Regions from separate parts of the Homo sapiens genome. Here region 2 is linked to region 1. The links are chromatin loops, found by intact Hi-C in ENCODE. Cell type or tissue: psoas muscle. All regions are shown on one strand. Links, peaks and the distances in the headings refer to the core of each region. The heading gives the core; the rest is flanking DNA. Region 1 overlaps SPTAN1 (spectrin alpha, non-erythrocytic 1). Region 2 overlaps NUP188 (nucleoporin 188).

Evidence for each region. A loop is a pair of places that touch in the nucleus more often than their neighbours do. Peaks named below come from ENCODE experiments on the same cell type or tissue, not always from the same donor. Only the 100,000 strongest peaks of a DNase experiment are listed, where the experiment ranks them.
Region 2: it touches region 1 in a loop (2.7-fold over the local background); 2 of 110 quality-filtered maps call a loop at or near these places.

What each region holds. Positions count from the first base shown.
Region 1 is chr9:128,583,088-128,590,642 of GRCh38, reverse strand. It overlaps SPTAN1 (spectrin alpha, non-erythrocytic 1), which reads right to left. Exons shown (of 57, transcript NM_001130438.3): 15 at 7,362-7,555; 16 at 6,674-6,855; 17 at 6,118-6,361; 18 at 5,800-5,922; 19 at 4,678-4,895; 20 at 2,945-3,037; 21 at 1,700-1,834. Among named protein-coding and RNA genes, the nearest start is that of SPTAN1, 34 kb to the right of the region's middle. In psoas muscle, for the core only: no CTCF peak of the experiment used is centred there; no DNase peak of the experiment used is centred there.
Region 2 is chr9:128,981,759-128,994,138 of GRCh38, reverse strand. It overlaps NUP188 (nucleoporin 188), which reads right to left. Exons shown (of 44, transcript NM_015354.3): 16 at 11,438-11,590; 17 at 11,111-11,237; 18 at 10,759-10,846; 19 at 10,589-10,665; 20 at 9,125-9,239; 21 at 7,461-7,581; 22 at 7,264-7,330; 23 at 6,422-6,550; 24 at 5,953-6,092; 25 at 3,913-4,019; 26 at 736-942; 27 at 445-614. LOC101929314 (a long non-coding RNA gene) reads left to right here. Exons shown (of 4, transcript XR_007061810.1): 3 at 105-249; 4 at 408-485. Among named protein-coding and RNA genes, the nearest start is that of NUP188, 40 kb to the right of the region's middle. In psoas muscle, for the core only: no CTCF peak of the experiment used is centred there; a DNase peak (open chromatin) is centred at 6,078; H3K4me3 peaks cover 365 bases; H3K27ac peaks cover 993 bases.

The sequences.
Region 1 (7,555 bases), core at 2,556-7,555:
CCTGACCACATGATCCACCCACCTCAGCCTCCCAAAGCGCTGATATTATAGGCGTGAACCACCACGCCTGGCCCTTTTTTTTTTTTTTCTTTTTTAATATAAATAGAGATGAGGTCTCGCTATGTGCCCCAGGTTGGTCTCGAACTCCTGGGCTCAAGCGATCCTCCTGTCTCGGCCTCCCAAAGTGCTGGGACTACAGGCGTGAGCCACCATGCCCGGCTTCATCGAGTTATAATTTAATTAAATAAAACACCCAGTTGTACTAGCCATATTTTAAGGGCTTACTATCACACGTAGCTAGTAGTTACTGCAGAAGCAGCACAGACACTTACATTTCCACCATCACAGAAAGTTCTACTGGGCAATGCTGCTCTTGAATAAACCAAAGTTAGACCACAAGTTGGTTTAGGTTTAAATTAGACTCAATAGAAAGATAAGAATCACAGGTTTCCTCAAATTATCATGACAAGGATAAATAAGGTGTGGGAATGGGAATAAACTTGCTCTTAAAAATGGCCAAGGACATTTCTCCAGCCTTAACTAAAACAGAAGGCAGGCCTCTTTCAGGATCAGTCAATCTGTGCATGCTTCAACACCACTGTCAATTCAGAGTGTGTTAGGGAAGAAAGGCTGGTGGACCAGGATGGATTTATTATTGTCATTATTTAGCCTAAAGAAGACAAAGCCTGTGGGGTGAGGTCACAGCTGTCTTCAATGATCTGCTGGGCTGAGATGTAGCTTGTAGTCTGGAGTAAGAACCAACAGGTCGGCCAGGCGCGGTGGCTCATGCCTGTAATCTCAGCACTTTGGGAGGCTGAGGCGGGTGGATCACGAGGTCAGGAGATCGAGACCATCCTGGCTAACACGGTGAAACCCCGTCTCTACTAAAAATACAAAAAATTAGCCGGGCGTGGTGGCAGGCACCTGTAGTCCCAGCTGCTCGGGAGGCTGAGGCAGGAGAATGGCGTGAACCTGGGAGGTGGAGCTTGTAGTGAGCTGAGATCATGCCACTGCACTGCAACCTGGACGACAGAGCAAGACATTGTCTCAAAAAAAAAAAAAAAAAAGGCCGGGCACGGCGGCTCATGCCTGTAATCCCAGCACTTTGGGAGGCTGAGGTGGGTGGATCACGAGGTCAGGAGATAGAGACCACGGTGAAACCCCATCTCTACTAAAAATACAAAAAATTAGCCAGGTGCAGTGGTGGGCGCCTGTAGTCCCAGCTACTCGGGAGGCTGAGGCAGGAGAATGGGGTGAACGCAGGAGGCGGAGCTTGCAGTGAGCTGAAATCGTGCCACTGCACTCTAGCCTGGGTGACAGAGCGAGACTCTGTCTCAAAAAAAAAAAAAAAAGAAAAGAAAAAGAAAAAAAAAGAACCAACAGGTCCAAGTTATACAGAAAGCAAACTTTGGCTTGACAGGACAAAAATTCCACCTAGAGACACTCAATGGTGAAAATAAGCTATCCTTCTGAGTGTGATTATCTATGCTTCTTGCAGGTATTCAAGAAGACAGATTAACTTCTTGGTCATACACAGTACTGCATAAATGTATGTCACGTGGGGGATTGGTGAGGAAACTCATGTCTTTGAATTCTAAGCCTTCTCATTTCAGGGAGACATGCAACCCACAGAAACCCAACTGAGCATACGTGGAGGTGCCAGCGTGGAACAAACACACAGCCACTCTCTGTGCCTTGCCTTGTTGGTGCTGTTGAGTAAGGTAAGGATATCTCCCTTCTTCATGGTGACCTCTCGGGGACTCTTCTCCTGATAGTCGTAGAGAGCCAAGACCAGCTCCTTCCCAGTCTCATCATCCGTGGGGGCCACTTGTTGCTAAAAATCCAAAGGAAGGGCAAACATGGTAAAAACACGTCCGCGCTGAGTCATCTAAGTACAGAGCAGATTCAAATGCCACCAGCTGTACCAAATGTACCAAATATACACTCATGAGAATTCTTCACTGAAGCTACCAATAAAATCTGATCCAAGAACTTTAAATTTTTGGTATCTTTAAAAAAAAAATCTCATTTTGTCTGGGCACGGTGGCTCATACGTGTAATCTCAGCACTTTGGGAGGCTGAGGCAGGCAGATCACCTGAGGTCGGGGGTTCGAGACCAGCCTGACCAACATGGAGAAACCCCATCTCTACTAAAAATACAAAACTAGACAGGCGTGGTGGTGCGTGCCTGTAATCCCAGCTACTCGGGAGGATGAGTCAGGAGAATCACTTGAACCTGGGAGGCGGAGGTTGCGGTGAGCCAAGATCAGGCCAATGCACTTCAACCTGGGCAACAAGAGTGAAACTCCATCTCAAAAAAAAAAAAAAAAAATCTCATTTTAAAGTAGGGCCGGGCACAGTGCTCATACCTATAATCCCAGCACTTTGGGAGGCCAAGGCGGGCAGATCATGAGGTCAGGAATTCAAGACCAGCCCGGCCAACATAGTGAAACCCCATCTCTACTAAAAATACAAAAATTAGCTGGGCGTGGTGGCGGGCGCCAGTAATCCCAGCTACTCAGGAGGCTGAGGCAGGGTAATTGCTTCAACCTGGGAGGCAGAGGTTGCAGTGAGCCAAGATAGTGCCACTGCACTCTAGCAAGACTCCATCTCAAAAAAAAAAAAAAAATTTAGCTGGGCATGGTGGTGAACACCTGTAATCCCACCTACTCAGGAGGCTGAGTCAGGAAAATCGCTTGAACCCAGGAGGCGGAGGTTGCAGTGAGCCGAGGTTGTGCCACTGCACTCCAGCCTAGGCGACGGAGTGAGACTCTGTCTCTAAATAAATAAATAAATAAATAAATCTTATTTTAAACTCTGTAAATCTTTGTGTCACAAGAGTTAATAGCAGAGTCAAATGGGGCCTATGATAGGAACACCTGCTGACAGTATCTGAGTCCTTCAAGGCCTCCCTCCAGTAACCCATAAACTGTTACAAGTTTACCCGGCAGGACTGTGCTTGTTCTCGCAAAGCCTGGATGCTGCTGCCGTAGGCACTGAGATCTGACATCAAAGCTTCGTGTTTCTTCAGTAGAGCCTGAAACCAAAACCACACATGGAGCACTGTGCAGGGGCTGAAGCCTCCCATCCTCCACTGCCTCGCCAACCTGCCATCCTGCCTCAACAGCCTTTCTCAGTTGCACAATGACGTAATCACCTCCTGCCCTTCTTACAGTGCTAATATCATTTTCAAAGTTTTTCAGGATTCTCATCTTTTGGGACAATCATATATATTATGATTATAGCTTACTCATCCTGGTCTAGGCACAGAGGCTTATGCCTGTAATCCCAGCACTTTGGGAGGCTGAGGCAGGCAGACAGCTTGAGCCCAGGAGTTCAAGACCAGCCTGGGCAACATACTGAAACCTCATCTCTACAGAAAATACAAAAATTAGCCAGATGTGATGGTGCGTGCCTGTAGTCCAAGCTACTCAGGGGACTGAGGCAGGAAGACTGCTGAGCACAGGAGGTCAAAGCTGTAGGGAGTCGTGATTGCATCACTGTACTCCAGCCCTAGCGACAGAACGAGCGCGGTGCCTCACGCCTGTAATCCCAGGACTTTGCGAGGCTGAGGCAGGCAGATCACTTGAGGTCAGGAGTTCAAGACCAAACTGGCCAATGTGGTGAAACCCCATCTCTCCTAAAAATACAAAAAAAGTTAGCTGGGCGTGGTGGCGGGCGCCTGTAATCCCAGCTACTTAGGAGGCCAAGGCAGAAGAATCGCTTGAACCCAGGAGGTGGAGGTTGCAGTTATCCGAGATCATGCCACTGCACTCCAACCTGGATGACAGAGTGAGACTCTGTCTCAGAAAAAAAAAAAGAAAAGGAAAAATTCAACTCATTCTAGTTTTTGTGAAGAGTGGTAAGAGCTAGGTACAGGAACTATACCTAGACCTTTATGAATAAAATTTGAGAATTTTAGTCAAAAAACAGATAACCAGTAAAAAACCAAGTACATCTATGTATGTATGTGTGCATGTTGGTATGTGGGTATATGTGCGCACTGGTATGTACATGTGTATGCTGGTATGTTTGTAGGTATGTATATATGTATGTGTGCATGTTGGTATGTTAGTATGTATGTAAGCACACATATGGTTTCACATAGATGAAACAAGAGTGACAAATGTTAACGGTTGAAGGTGAGTGAGAAGTCATCTTCTCTCTCCTTTAGGTATGATTACATTTTCATAATAAAAAGTGAAAAATGGGCCAGAAGGGGTGGTTCATTCCTATCATCCTAGCATTTTGGGAGGCTTTGGCAGGAGGATTGTTTGAGGCCAGGAGTTTGAAACCAGATGGGACAACATAGCGAGACCCTGTCTCTACTAAAAATAAAATTAAAATTAAAAAGCGTAGCTAGGCAGGTAGTGGTACCTGCCTATAGTTCCAACTACTTGGGAGGCTGAGGCAGGAGGATCGCTTGAGCCCAGGAGTTTGAGGCTGCAGTGAGCCACAATTGTAACATTGCAGTCCAGCCTGGGCAAGAGTGAGACTCTGTCTCCAAAAAAAAAAAAAAAAAAAAAAAAACCAAGTGAAAAATGGATTCCAAAACATTTTAAAAAACAATCACTGTAATGCACACCTCCCGCGCATCACTACTTCTCCTAACTTCCTTCTCAGTACAAGCCCTGTTCCACTTCCCTGGCAGGTGAGACGCTTCCCACGCCTGGTTACCTCAGCAGAGTCTTCGTCCTTGCCATAGTCAGTGCTGCCCACAATGGGTTCCTTCTCCCGCATCCAGGATTCAGCCTCGTTAGCATCAGCAAAGTACTGCTGGGCCTGCAGAGAGTCCTCCAGGTCCTGCCGACGCTGGGAAGCTTTGGCTTTCAGTGCCTCCCACTTTTGGTTCAGCTCGTGAAGCTTGGCCTTCACATCCTCTGCAGCAAAATGGCCTGGAAGATGGGTAGGGAAAGAGGATAACAAAAACTACGTTGACACATCACAGAAGGACAAAAATAAGTTTTCTCTGTGTGTTCACGGCACTTTCATTACTATGTTTTGGTGAGCTGTGCCCTTTCATAATTCCATTTTTTTTGAGAGGCTCAGGTTCTAACCCTCTAATGGACTGTTTCATTTTTTGCCTCCTCAAACCATGACCTCTATCTAGACTCTAAGAAGCAGATATCGCAAGTTGGCATTAGTGATAGTATCATAAAGACTAGTAACAGTACCACTGTAGCGCTCAGTTACTGAGACTGGCACGTGCAGGCACTCTATCAGCTCTTTTCCTACTTGGTTTCACTTACTCCCCACTACAGTGTCAGGAGAGGTGCTGTCATCCCCGTTTCACAGATAAGAAATTCAGGCTCGGAGCCAGGCGCGGTGGCTCATGGCTGTAATCCCAGCACTTTGGGAGGCCGAGGTAGGTGGATCACCTGAGGTCAGGAGTTCAAGACCAGCCTGACCAATATGGTGAAACCCTGTCTCTATTAAAAATACAAAAATAAAAATACAAAAATTAGCTGGGTATGGTGGTGTGTCCCTGTAGTCCCAGCTACTTGGGAGGCTGAGACAGGAGAACTGCTTGAACTAGGGAAGCAGAGGTTCCACTGAGCTGAGACCGCGCCACTGCACTCCACCCTGGGTGACAGAGTGAGACCCCGTCTCAAAAAAAAAAAAAAAAAGAAATTCAGGCTCAGAAAGGGTAAGGTCTGGTCAGGTCATACAGTTAGGAAAGAATGGGGATGGTATTCAGCCCCAGAGCCTGGTTTGTGATGCCCACGTGGCCATGCCCTCGGCAAGAAGGGGAGACACGAGGAGCAGCACCAAGCCATGTCACTGATACCAATCACTCACCTTCCTCCACCATGGCATTCCCCTTCTGTGTAACTGCTTTGATGCGTGGTTCATGTCCAGCAATTTCTGCTTGTAAGGCTTGATGTTTCTTTAGCAGATTCTGGACCCCAATTAAATCCTTACCTGAAAGCAGACACCAGTCCCCAGTTATCCAACCATGAAGAGAAAAGTCAGCACTGATTTGTCATTCTTAGCTACCACCATGGTTCCAGTTCAATAATTTAAATTCGACCCTGCCCATCCTGACATGCATCCCCTTTATGCTACAATAGCACAGCCTTTCCCAAGTTGATTCCTACCTGAGGGAAGCAGACTGACCTCTGTTGGTAGATGCGGCAATGGGCTCTTTCTCTCGAATCCACGTCTCCTCATCCTCAACATCCCGGAAGAGCTGCTGCAACCGCAGAGAATCGGCCAGCTTCTGCTTCCGGGCAACCATGGGCTCCTTGAGTGCCTCATAGCGAGCCACGAGGGCTTCCTGTTTCTTCTTGATGTTTTCTGCATCAAAATGGCCAGCATCTTGGAACTGGCGGGCCTGAATGGTGATGCCATCAATTCGGTCCTGGGAATGCAAAAGGACAGAGCAGACTTTACTTTGGGTGTGGTTTTATCGTATACAGAGAAAAATTGATAAGGTCTTTTTTCCATTCCTGAGAGGATTCTTTCTGCTATCTCCTTCCTTCATCTGGGGCTCCTAGAAAGCTCTAAGGGATGATATTTAATTTGAGCAGAAGCACATGCAGCACAGAGCGATCTAAGAAAATCAACACATTTCATCCCTCCCAAAATTCATTTAGTCTCAAATTACTGGCTTTTCCTCCCTCCTATAGTTTCTGCATTCACTTGCCCAACCACAGCCCCCAGTTCACACTACCTGGTGAGCAGCCACATCTGCCTCTAGCAGTGCATGTTTCTTCTGGAGGTTCTGCACATTGGTAAGATCTTTGCCGTAATCATCCGAAGCCAAGTGACCTTCTACTTCATATAGCCACAATTCAATATCCTCAACATTGCGATTAAATTGCTGTTGCTGGTTGGCTTCACGAAGCTTTATTCCTATGGAAGAAAACAAGTTTAATTTTGTACTGCTTAGCATTACCCTTCTGCCAACACTGCCCATGAACAGTAGTATCTTAGTGAAGGACTATACAGGTCAGAATTTTATTCCTTCACTTATGTCACAAAGAGAAAGAAAATATCAATTGCAGCCTCTGCTCTACCTTCTCAAGGTTGAACTGGAAGCATTCTAACCCCCTTGAGATATAAGGACACTGGAGAATTAGTAAATGCCCTTGGCTCTCAGCTGAACTTTGATTTTCAGCAATGAGGCCCAATTCAGTTCCTTCTCACTCAGACTCCCTCACCAACCAGTATGCTCGACCACATTTACCAAATTATTATCAAGAACTTAAGCCAAGTAATTCCTACACAGGAAATTATCCCTAACGCCAAAGTCATCCACCTCACCTTTCTTGGGGGGTATATGTCCCTAAAATACTTAATAGAAAGGGGTATTTAGTTCCCCAAACATGCATGTCACAATTCAATGGAACATCTCTTACCTTTCAGTTCAGTGGCCTCTAGCAGTTTCTTCCACAAACTGATCACCTCATTCATACGAGCTGCCACTTCATCCTTGGCATAGTGGTTGACATCAATCAGCTTTTGGCCAGCTTTCTCCAAGGCATCAATTCGGCTCTGGTTTGCTGAGAGCTCAGCCTCAAAAGCCTGATGCTTCTGTACTTTTCCTTGTAGG
Region 2 (12,380 bases), core at 3,935-8,934, 400 kb before region 1:
TCCTTCCACTGTAGATTCCCAAAAGCCCCACAGAAGAGGAGGGAGGGAAATAAGACAGCAGACTCCCAAATTTAGCCTTTTAACACTCCTTCCCTTTGTGCCAGCAGGTCCAATAGAACGGAATGTTTCATTCAATCCAGTGACTTGAGCAAGCGCCTCTCTCCTGAATCTACTGTTTCTCAAGAATAATGAGTTTTGATGCAGCTAGTTAGCAAAAGGCAGGAACACAAAAGCAACTGAACCTTCCAGGTGCTTAATATTTAAAGATCCTTAATACTTGCAGCAGCATTAGAAAGAGAATTAGTGTAAAACTCCCAGGTATTGAACCAGGACTAAGCACTCTTATTCCCAGTGAACTGTCACAACAAACCTCTGGGATAAGAGCTATTATTACTCCCATTTTATAGACCAGAACAATGAAACTACTCCCAGAGGCAGACTTACTTGGTTCGGAGGACCAGCATGGCACTGTCCCTCCGATCCTGCCACAGAGCATGCAAAAAGGCAATGGCGGCACGATGCAGCAGGGGTGGGCACCAGTATCGATCTTGCTGTTGGGAATCAATCAGCTCCAGCACTGCATGGAGACAGCTCCACATCCCAAGGCTGAATTCCTGCAAGAAGGGACAGGTAAGAGTTCAGTTCCACAGCCACTGCCAGCAGCTGTACTTGCAGAGCCCAGCATCTGCCTCCCAGTGAGCCAACTCCCAGTGTCATCCCAGGTTACAGGCTTACCTTTGAGCCATCACTGCCATCCTTAACTTCCAGGTTCAGAAACAGTTCGATGAGGCCTGGCTGGGTCTCTACTGCAACAGTGAGGAACTCTAGAATCATGACTTTGATGCGCATGTCCTCAATTTTGCTCTGCAATCGGGTCAGGAAGGCATCACGAATGGCAGCCGCATCATTGCCCAGACAAGCATACACTGACATTGGGGCCACCTGGTGGAGACCGGAACACACAGGCTTAGAGCTCTGCTTCCACAAAAACCTCAATGGGCTCCCACAGAAGGGCACTGAAGAGCTCCCAGAAAATTGGCAGAAAGGGAAGCATCCAGACTACAGCTCTGGGCTAAAAGGGACATCACCACAAACAAGCATGAGATGCCCGCAAATTCACAGGAAAGACAGTAATCAGTATAAAGAAATGCTCAACTTCCCTCATGGTTAAATAAATACAAACTGAAAAGTGAAACATTTTTTTGCTTATTAGATTGGCAAAGACTAAACAATGATGAAGACCTTGCAGCAACGATAGAATACTTGGTGTTATAAGTATAAACTGTTACAATGTTTTTTGGAAGGTAATTTGGAAATATCTAATAAAAAATATCATGTTCATTTATACCTACATAAATCTTTGGAACTGTAAACAAATGTTTACAGGGTGGTAGGGATAATAATGTTCACTGCAGCACTGCTTGTAATAGTGAAAGACAGAAAGTAGCGCAAATAAATCAGGATGCATCCATTCTAGGATGTGATATGCAAACATTAAAAAGAATGAAGGAAGTCCAAATTAAAAAAAGGAAAAAAGACAAAAAAGAATGAAGGAAGTCCAAATGTGCCTATGTGGCATGAAGCACATCAAGACTGCCTGATATGGTATCAAGTAAAGGAAGCCAGTCATAAAACAGTACCAGGGGCCAGGCACAGTGGCTCACGCCTGTAATCCCAGCATGTTGGGAGGCTGAGGCAGGCAGATCACTTGAGATCAGGAGTTCGAGACTAGCCTGGCCAACATGGCAAAACTTCGTCCCTACTAAAAATACAAAAAAATCAGCTGGGTGTTGTAGTGGGCGCCTGTAATCCCAGCAACCTGGGAGGCTTAGACAGGAGAATCGCATGAACCTGGGAGTGGAGGCTGCAGTGAGATCATGCCACAGCACTCCAGCCTGGGTGATGGAGTGGGACTGTCTCAAAACAAAAACAGTACCAGGAAGGGCTGGGCGCGGTGGCTCATGCCTGTAATCCCAGCACTTTGGGAGGCCAAGCGGGCAGATCACGAGGTCAGGAAATCGAGACCACGGTGAAACCCCGTCTCTACTAAAAAAAATACAAAAAATTAGCCGGGTGCAGTGGCAGGCGCCTGTAGTCCCAGCTACTCGGGAGGCTAAGGCAGGAGAATGGCTGAACCCAGGAGGCGGAGCTTGCAGTGAGCCGAGATCGCGCCACTGCACTCCAGCCTAGGCAACAGAGCGAGACTCCGTCTCAAAAAAAAAAAAAAAAAAGAAAGAAAAACAGTACCAGGAATTCTGCTTTTATCAAGAACAAAAGTACACACTCAAATACTTTTTTTTTTTTTTTTGACTCTGTCGCCCAGGCTGGAGCACAGTGGTGTGAACTCGGCTCACTGCAACCTCCACCTCCCGGGTTCAAGCAATTCTCCTGCCTCAGCCTACTGAGTACCTGGGACTACAGGCACACGCAGCCACACCCGGCTAATTTTTTTGTATTTTAGTAGAGATGGGGTTTCACCGTGTTGCCCAGGATGGTTTCAAACTCCTGAGCTCAGGCAAGCCACCCACCTGGGCCTCCCAGAGTCCTGGGATTACAGGCATGAGCCACCACGCCCAGCCCTAAATACCTTTATTATTTTATTTTTTGAGGCGGTGTCTCACTCTGTCGCCCAGGCTGGAGTGCAGTGATGTGATCTCAGCTCACTGCAACCTCTGTTGCCCAGTTTCAAGCGATTCTCCTGCCTCAGCCTCCTGAGTAGCTGGGATTACAGGCACCTGCCACCCAGCTAATTTTGGTATTTTTAGTAGAGGTGGGGTTTCACCATCTTGGCCACGCTGGTCTTGAACCCCTGACCTCATGATCCACCTGCTTCAGCCTCCCAAAGTACTGGGATTACAGGTGTGAGCCACAGCGCCCAGCCGATACTTTTTAAAATACAAGAACACAGATAAGAAATGTGGAGCACAGCCTTGGAGACATAGCCAGACCCTATTTCAAAAAAAAAAAAAAAAAAAAGAAATCTGGAGCATGGCATATCCCCCTGCCCATAGGGATTCTTGGAATAAGGAGATCATAGGGCATCTTAACTTTCTGTTACATCTATTTGTAACATTTAAATAAATATTTTACAATAAGCATGTCTTTTTTCTCCTTTTATCTTGAGACGGAGTCTCGCTCTGTCGCCCAGGCTGGAGTGCAGTGGCGTGATCACAGCTCACCGCAACTTCTGCCTCCCGGGTTCAAGCAACTCTCTGCCTCAGGCTCCCAAGTAGCTGGGATCACAGGCACCTGCCACCACGCCTGGCTAATTTTTGAGATGGAGTCTTGCTCTGTCACCCAGGCTGGAGTGCAGTGGCGCGATCTCAGCTCACTGCAAGTTCCGCCTCCCTAGTGCATGCCATTCTCCTGCCTCAGCCTCCCAATTAGCTGGGACTACAGGCGCCTGCCATAATGCCTGGCTAATTTTTTGTATTTTTCAGTAGAGAAGGGGTTTCACCGTATTAGCCAGGATGGTCTTGATCTCCTGACTCTGTGATACACCCGCCTCGGCCTCCCAAAGTGCTGGGATTACAGGCGTGAGCCACCATGCCCGGCCCCCTAATTTTTGTATTTTTAGGAGAGATAGGGTTTCACCATCTTGGCCAGGTTGGTCTTGAACTCCTGACCTTGTGATCTACCCACCTCAGCCTCCCAAAGTGCTGGAATTACAGGCATGAGCCACCGCACGCAGCCTTTTCTCCTTTTTTCTATATTAGAGATGGGGTCTCACTATGTGGCCCAGGCTGGTCTTGAACTCCTGGGCTCAAATGATCCTCCCACCTTGGCCTCCCAAAGTGCTGGAATTATATACAGGCGTTAAGCCGCTGCACGTGGCCTGAGCATGTCTTTTGTAATCAGGGGGAAAAAAACACCCTCATATAAACAGTGTGTGTGCATGAAGTACGATCCTACCGTGGCCAGACGTTTCAGCAGCTGAATGGCAAGACGTGGCAAAGCAGGGTCATGTTTGTGGTAGATGTATTTGGCTAGAACAGCAATGAGGTTGTTTCCATGAGCACCTAAAGCAGCACAGGAAACAGTTTAGATATCAAGTGTGCCTAATTCAAGTCCTTAGAGCACTGACTGTTCAAAAAAGACCCACAGTGTGTATGTGAAGGAATTTACCCTCAAGTACTTGGAGGGCCACAGCAAACCTAGGTGGCTGTATCCTTCTCTTGATTGAGGAGCAAAAGAATAGTCAGAATTTGGGGATAAACAGTTCAACCCAACTCATCGACAGCAAAGATACATTTTGAATAAAATAGGTGCTTATTTTATTAATTTTTATTTATTTATTAATTTTTTTTGAGACAGAGTCTCACTCAGTCACCCAGGCTGAAGTGCAGTGGCACGATCTCGACTCACTGCACCTCCACCTCCCAGGTTCAAGCAATTCTCCTGCCTCAGCCTCCTGAGTAGCTGGGATTACTGGCGTGCACCACCACGTCCAGCTAATTTTTAAAATTTTTAATAGAGACAGGGTTTCACCATGTTGGCCAGGCTGGTCTTGAACCCGACCTCAAGTGATCCACCCACCTCGGCCTCCCAAAGTGCTAGGATTACAGGCACCCACCACCATACCCAGCTAACTTTTGTATTTTTAGTAGAGATGGGGTTTCACTGTGTTGGCCAGGCTGGTCTCAAACTCCTGACCTCGTGATCCGCCCACCTCGGCCTCCCAAAGTGCTGGGATTAAAAGCGTGAGCCACTGCACCCAGCCTATCTTTTTTTCTTTTTGAGAGAGGGTTTCACTATGTTGTCCAAGCTGGAGTGCAGTGGCAAAATCATGGCTCACTGCAGCTTTGACCTGCCAAGCTTCAAACAATCCCCCAACCTCAGCCTCCTGAGTAGCTGGGACCACAGGCATATGCCACCAGGCCCAGCTACTTTTTTTTGTTTGTTTTGGTATAGATGGAGGTCTCCTTATTTTGCCCAAGCTGGTCTCGAACTCCTGGACTCAAAGTATCCTCCCCAGCCTCACCGTCCCAAAGTGCTGGGATTACAGACGTGAGCCACCATGCCCAGCCCTTTATTATAATCTTATTAGGAAGATACTACAGGCATCCATAATCTGAAAACCTCAAATTAGAGCACGGTGGCTCATGCCTGTAATCCCAGCACTTTGGGAGGCCAAAGAGGGCAAGTCACCTGAGGTCAGGAGTTCGAGACCAGCCTGGCCAACATAGCGAAAGCTCGTCTCTACCAAACAGAACAAAACAACAAAATAAAACAAAACAAAACAAAAATTAGCCGGGCGTGGGACAGATGCCTGTAATCCCAGCTACTCGGGAAGCTGAGGCAGGAGGATTGCTTAAACCCAGGAGGCAGATGCTGCAGTAAGCCGAGATTGCGCCACTGCACTCCAGCCTGGGCAACAGAGCTAGACTGTCTCAAAAAAAAAAAAAAAAAAAAAAAAAAATTAAAAAATTAAAAAAAATCTGGAATGTGTCAAAATCTCTAACTATAGCTCAAAGGAAATGCTCACTGGAACATTTTGGATTTATGCTAAACTGGTAAGTATACTGCAACTATTCCAAAATATGAAAAAAAAATCTGAAACCCAAAACACTTCTGGTCCCAAGCATTTCAGATAAGGGATACTCAACCTGTACCATTATCCCCATTTTACAGATGAGAAATCAGAGGCAGAGTTGTTTAATAACGTACCCAAGGTCACACAGTTGATTGGATACAAAATTTGAACCAAGGCAGTCTGACTTCAAATCTGCATTCTTAACTATTATTCTATCATCAATAGGAGGCAGAAATAAAGTACCATCTAGTCCTTTTGTTTCCAATTTCAGGAAAGGAGCTGGTAATCATTCCCAAACTTCCTCAAGAAGCAGAAAATACTGTTGACATCCAAAAACACTGCCTAAGATACGTATTTATGAGCAAAAATGACTGGAAGAGAAATACATACCATGTTGTGACTGGAAGAGAAATACATACCATGTTGTGAGAGAGCCTGTTCCAGGGGGGACACCACATTAGAAGGAGGTTTCAGCCGAATAACATTGTTGGTGACGGAGAATGCCAGTTTCACTGTCTTGATCAGCAGCTGGCCCTGCCCCTGGCCCTCTGCCCCATCACTAGGGTGCCAAATGGAAACCAAAGATGATTCAGACAGTATGACTTCATTCGCAATATATGTGCTCTCATGAATTAGATTCCAACAATAATCCCAGAGTTCAACAGCTTCTGTTAGAGGCCCCAGTCCAAACTAGGAGAGAGGAGGAGTAATCAACTCCCTTTGCTATACGCCAATCTATACAGCAGCCACTAGGGTATGTAAAGGCTATGTCCTAGGAAGAACAATGTCGTCTTCTAAAAGCTACTGCAAGTTAACTTAAACTGGAGTTATTAGTAACATGCAGGCACAATAAAGACAGACAAAGGGAACGTGGAGAAGGAGCCCTACCTTCGAGGCTGAGCAGCCATCACCATGTCAATGGTGTCCACGCCAATGCCCATGATATTGATAACTGTCTGTCCTGCTTCTGTGTATGCCAGGCTGCAGATGCAGAGAAACTGCAGGCTGGGAGTATGACTGGAAGACAGAGGTATTCTGAGTTACCAGGGAGCCACTCAGTGTATCTTGGAAGGAAGGGCATTGTCCAATTAGGCTAGGGTGGCTAACCTAACCTACTGGACACTGGAGACCAGCTCTCTGCAAGCTGAAGGCACTCTGATCACTTTCCTGAAACAGACTTGATCACCTAAAGATCACCCTGAGAAGCAATCTAAATGTCCATCAAGTAACAGATACAGCTACTGAAAAGGATCATAATTAATCCATATGATGGAATGCATAGAACCATTAAAATAAGACATCTATAAGCAGTAGCATGGAAAGAAAGTTACAGTCAATACAGAAAGAGGAAAAAACCAAGAATACATAGTAACTGGCCCTGGGATGCAGATATATATGAAGAGTGTCTCGTCAGGAATGAACTTTTGTAACGATCATAAAGAATGATTAATATATTAGTGTATGTATACACATACACACACACACACACACACACACACACACACACACACACACACTCTCTCTCTCTCTCTCTCTCTCTCATTCCTACTTCTCTGTCCACAGTGAGAAATGATAAACAGGCCAATGGAAAGCAACTAACAACCTCAAGATTACTGAGTTCTGGGCTCAAGCAAGGTAAATTCTCTGGAAGAACTGAGACGGCTTTGCACAGCAAAAGCCCGTGTCTTGCCTTGGCGAGCACCAAGCTCTAGTAATCAACCCTTCATTACCTGCTGTGCAGGTCTGTCTCGTGGCACAGGTTCAGTATCGCATGAATCAGCTCCAAGATCAGGCAACCTGGACTCCAGAAAAGACAGAGGAATGATGTGGCCTTGTGAAATGACCCCTTATCTCAAGAAAGGGAAAGAAAAAAGCTCTCCAGTGGGGCCAGAAATCCCCAGGTCTTCCCTGCCCATGCTGTCCTTACCAATCTGTTCCCTCACTCCATGAGAGTTGTAGCGCCACTTATGGTAGCTGGGAAGCATCTCCTTCAGCACAAACATTACACAGGGTACAAGTCCTTGGCTCTGGGTACTACCAAGTTGCCCCTACAAGAAACCATGCAGTGAGGACTTCCGCACATTTAAGGAAAAGTCATTTAGTTACCTAGAGATTTAATTCCAAAACCATAGATAGGTCCAAAGGAAATCTAGGCAAACCTTGGTCATCAATGAAAAAAAAGAAACATCAAAAGTCCTACTTTATAGTTGAGCCCAAGTTGTGGGTCTTTTCTAGAATAGAAAAAGTGATGAAAGAGAATGTCACAAAAGGCACCAACACGAAGAAAAGGGATGCAGGCTAAATCTGGACAGAAGGGAGGCACCTTAAACATAAAGGATAGAGGATTGCTGATGATGAACAATGCCACTTCACTATCATGATTGCCAGCCGTCCCTAACCTCAATCCCATCACTGAAATACTAGAAAGGAGATCTGATATGCAAAAATCTGATACCCAATGATATCTGTTAACTGTAGCATCCTTCTACTAAAAATGGGGACTCTTTAGTTATATATAAATATCTATATATTCCTATCTCTATATGCAATCTTTTTTTTCGCCCCCAAGATGGAGTTTCACTCTTGGCACCTAGGCTGGAGTGCAATGGCGTGATCTCGACTCGCTGCAACCTCCGCCTCCCAGGTTCAAGCAATTCTCCTGCCTCAGCCCACTGAGTAGCTGGGATTACAGGCGTCCACCACCACGCCCAGCTAATTTTTGTATTTTTAGTAGAGATGAGGTTTCACCATGTTGGCCAGGCTGGTCTCAAACTCCTGATCAGCCTCAGGTGATCCATCCGCCTCGGCCTCCCAAAGTGCTGGGATTACAGGCATGAATCACTGCACCCAGCCTACAATCATTTCTTTTTAAGCATTCATTGATTCCTGCAGGCAGGAAGTATAGTTTTTTTCATGCATGACCCTCTTCTCAATCCCATGAGGTAGAGACCATATAGCATTCTGTTTTAGAGACTCTTAAGATATTCTTTACTTGCTCAAGGTCATGCAGCTAGTAAGCTGTCAACCTGAATGTAAACCTAATTCTGACTCCAAAATTTATGCTCTATGTCATTATTTATGCTCTATGTCAGTATTTTTCAAACCGAGTTGTAACCCATTAGTAGATTATGAGATCAGTCTATGGTCAAAATTCACTTAAATAGGGAGGAGACTGAATAGAAAATATCAGGGTACAACTTGTGTGGTAAGAATAAATGTTGTGAAATAAACTGTGAAATTTTGCTTCAGGAATATACACACATGTATATATACTGGGATATGATATTATCCCAGGTTACTGTCAAAATAGCTTGATAGTAACTGCAATACCCTTTTGGCCTCTTCCATTCTACTTCATAAACCTTCCAATCATTAAATAAATTCACATAATTAAGCACCTAATAGAGTACATAACTGGCACATACTAGGTACTCAATACATAGAAACTGTTGTCACTGTAACTTCAAGATGACTATTCTGCCTACAGACAAGAAGATTACAGCACCAGGGGCCAGGGAAACTATTTCAGAGTCATCTGACAAGACTGGACCTTTTCTTTTTCTGCCCTTTGTGAACAAAATCAGACTGTACCTTGACAAGGGTGGTGATCAAGCGCAGAAAGGCAATAGTAACCCCATACTCGCCCTGAGGCTGTTCACTGTTCATCAAGAGGTTTCCGTACCCTCCAGCATTCATCCCTTCCGCACTGGAAAAAGAAGTAGAGGGAAAAAAAATGATAGGGAAATTTCAAGGTTTCAAGAAACTAATCATAGAGCATTCTTGTTATAGTCTAGATGACTTGAATATAAAATAGAAAAGCTCTCCAGTGGAAATAATCCAATCAAGACAGTTCTGTACCCAGGGTAAACATTAAGAACATGTTTTATTGATGTAAAACCTAGATTGAAAGTAAAAAAATCAAAGGAACATCAGGGAAACATTTTTGTCAAGAGACAGCAAGGCGAGAATGCTCAGGTAGTAAGATGGAGCCTGTGTACTGGTAAGTGGTCTACTGGCTGAGCTCGAGAACCCATGAAATGAGAAAAAGTACAGAGTGATTGTGGCTTAATAACGGGACACCAAGTCCCTGAATCTAGAAACCTCTGGATTTTCTGGGCTGGAAAGTAAATGCTCACATACTAACGTGATTGATGTTGGATAAGAAATCTCTCTTGCTCTCGGCCGGGCACCATGGCTCATGCCTGTAATCCCAGCACTTTGGGAGGCCAAGGCAGGCGGATCAGTTGAGGTCAGGAGTTCGAGACCAGCCTGGCCAACACGGTGAAACACTATCTCTACCAAAAATGCAAAATTACCGGGGCGTGGTGGTGAATGCCTGTAATCCCAGCTACTTGGGAGGCTGAGGCAGGAGAATCACTTGAACCTGGGAGGCGGAGGTTGTGGTGAGCCAAGATCACGCCATTGCACTCCAGCCGGGGCAACAAGAGCGCAACTCCATCTCAAAAAAAAAAAAAAAAAAATCAGGCCAGGCGCGGTGGCTCACGCCTATAATCCCAGCACTTTGAGAGGCTAAGGCGGGCAGATCACTTGAGACCAGGAGTTCCAGACGAGTCAGACCAACATGGTAAGACCTCGTCTCTATTAAAAATACAAAAAATTAGCCGGGCGTGGTGCCGCACATCTGTAATCCTGGCTACCGGGGAGGCTGAGGTGGGAGAATTGCTTGAACCCGGGAGGCAGAGGCTGCAGTGAGCTTAGATCGTGCCACTGCACTCTGGCCTCGGTAACAGAGCGAAACTCCATCTCAAAAAATAAAAAAAGTAAATAAATACATAAATAATACAAAAATTAGCTGGGCGTGGTGGCTCGAGCCTATAATCCCAGCTACTCGGGAGGCTGAAACACAACAACTGCTTGAACATGGGAGGCGGAGGCTGCACCACTGCACTCCAGCCTGGGCAACAGAGTGAGACTCCATCTCAAAAAAATAAACAAACAAATACATAAAAATAAAATTAATAAACCTAGGCTAGATCTGAGACATATGTGGTTCTCACTAGGGAATATGGCCCACCACCCTAGGACTTGGCTCACCTAATCATCTGACTCAGGCTGGAGACAGGATGGGCCACAAATGGTAAAAAACCTGTGTGACGAAGATCAGTCCAGACCTGAGAAGGAAAAGGAAGAGTTAAATGCCCACATATCTTCAGGTATGTGCCAAGTGCTACATTTTTGGCTCTTGGGAAGATCTGGCATCTCACCTTTGCTGGATTGCGGGCAGCCAAAACAGTTAAGCAGTTGACACAAGAAGCAATGACATCCACAGGTGGGGAGATCACTGTCGTTAACCTGGTTGGAGAACAATACACTATACTCAATAAAGCAAATAATACAACTGGTTCCCTCACAAACATTTTTCCACTTCTCTCTCCCCAGTCTCTCCCCTCAGCAGACATATAAAAACAGGAAAACCCTCACAGATATAAAAACAGGAAAACCAAGGAATATGCGCGAACTTTAACCCAGTGGGTATGTGTCCAGGTTCCTGCAAACTGAGGGCACAAGTGCTGAGATCTCTACTGGGCAGCTGAGGGTCAGCCAAGACAGACTCACCGCTGCAGCAGCATGTAGATGCGAGATGTGATGGGCAGGAGACAGTCTGCTATCGACAGGTCTGTACTGATGACCTTATGGACGAGATCAATGATGGGTTTGACTCGCTGGCAGTGCTGAATCACATCTGAGAAGAAAGACAGCCTGTGACCTCACGGCAAACAACCCCTTTAAGATCACTGAACAGTCTCTGAGACCCAGATACACAAATCAGACAAATCACAATCTTGATGGTTCTAAATTTTATGTAGATATTCTATTTTCTAAATCCTCCAAGCATATCCACTTTTCCTCCTCGTAGGTGATGTTTCCGAAAGCTGACCTTACCTGCAGTTGAAACAACATGAAGCAACATTTCAATCTCGCAGGTAAAGAGGGTCCAGCTGCTATAGGAGTATTCCCAGCGTACCAGGTATGCCCTATCATCCAACATTACTTGGCCCACAGTGCCTTGAGGTATGCGAAGGTTGGTTTGACCCCCTGAGAGAGAAAGATAAATTAGTCTAATATCTGAGGATAAATAAAAAATGTAACTCCTCTACCAGACATCAATATTTTAAACACACAGAGATACACAAACTCACAGACATTTTTTTTTTTTGAGACAGAGTCTCCCTCTTGCCCAGGCTGGAGTGCAGTGGCGCGATCTCGGCTCGCTGCAACCTCCACCTCCTGGGTTCAAGTGATTCTCGTGCTTCAGCCTCCCAAGTAGCTGGGACTACAGGTGCGCACCACCACTCCTGGCTAATTTTTGTATTTTTAGTAGAGATGGGGTTTTCCATGTTGACCAGGCTGGTCTTGAGCTCCTGGCTTCAAGTGATTTGCCTGTCTTGGCCTCCCAAAGTTCTGGGATTCACAGGCTTTCTTCTTAGTAGCTAACATTCCTAAAGCTTTTTCAACTAAAATACACAAAAAAGTTCTTGTCATGTAGACAAGTGTCTTTTTTTTTTTGAGATGGAGTTTTGCTCTTGCTGCCCAGGCTGGAGTGCAATGGCGCGATCTCAACTCACTGCAACCTCTGCCTCCCAAGTTCAAACGATTCTCCTGTCTTAGCCTCCCGAGTAGCTGGGATTACAGGCATGCACCACCACGCCCGACTAATTTTATATTTTTAGTAGAGACGGGGTTTCTCCATGTTGGTCAGGCTGGTCTCGAACTCCCGACCTCACGTGATCCGCCCACCTTGGCCTGTAATCCCAGTGTTGGGATTACAGGCGTGAGCCACTACACCTGGCCGACAAGTGACTCTTTCTATATGTCTGAAAATCAC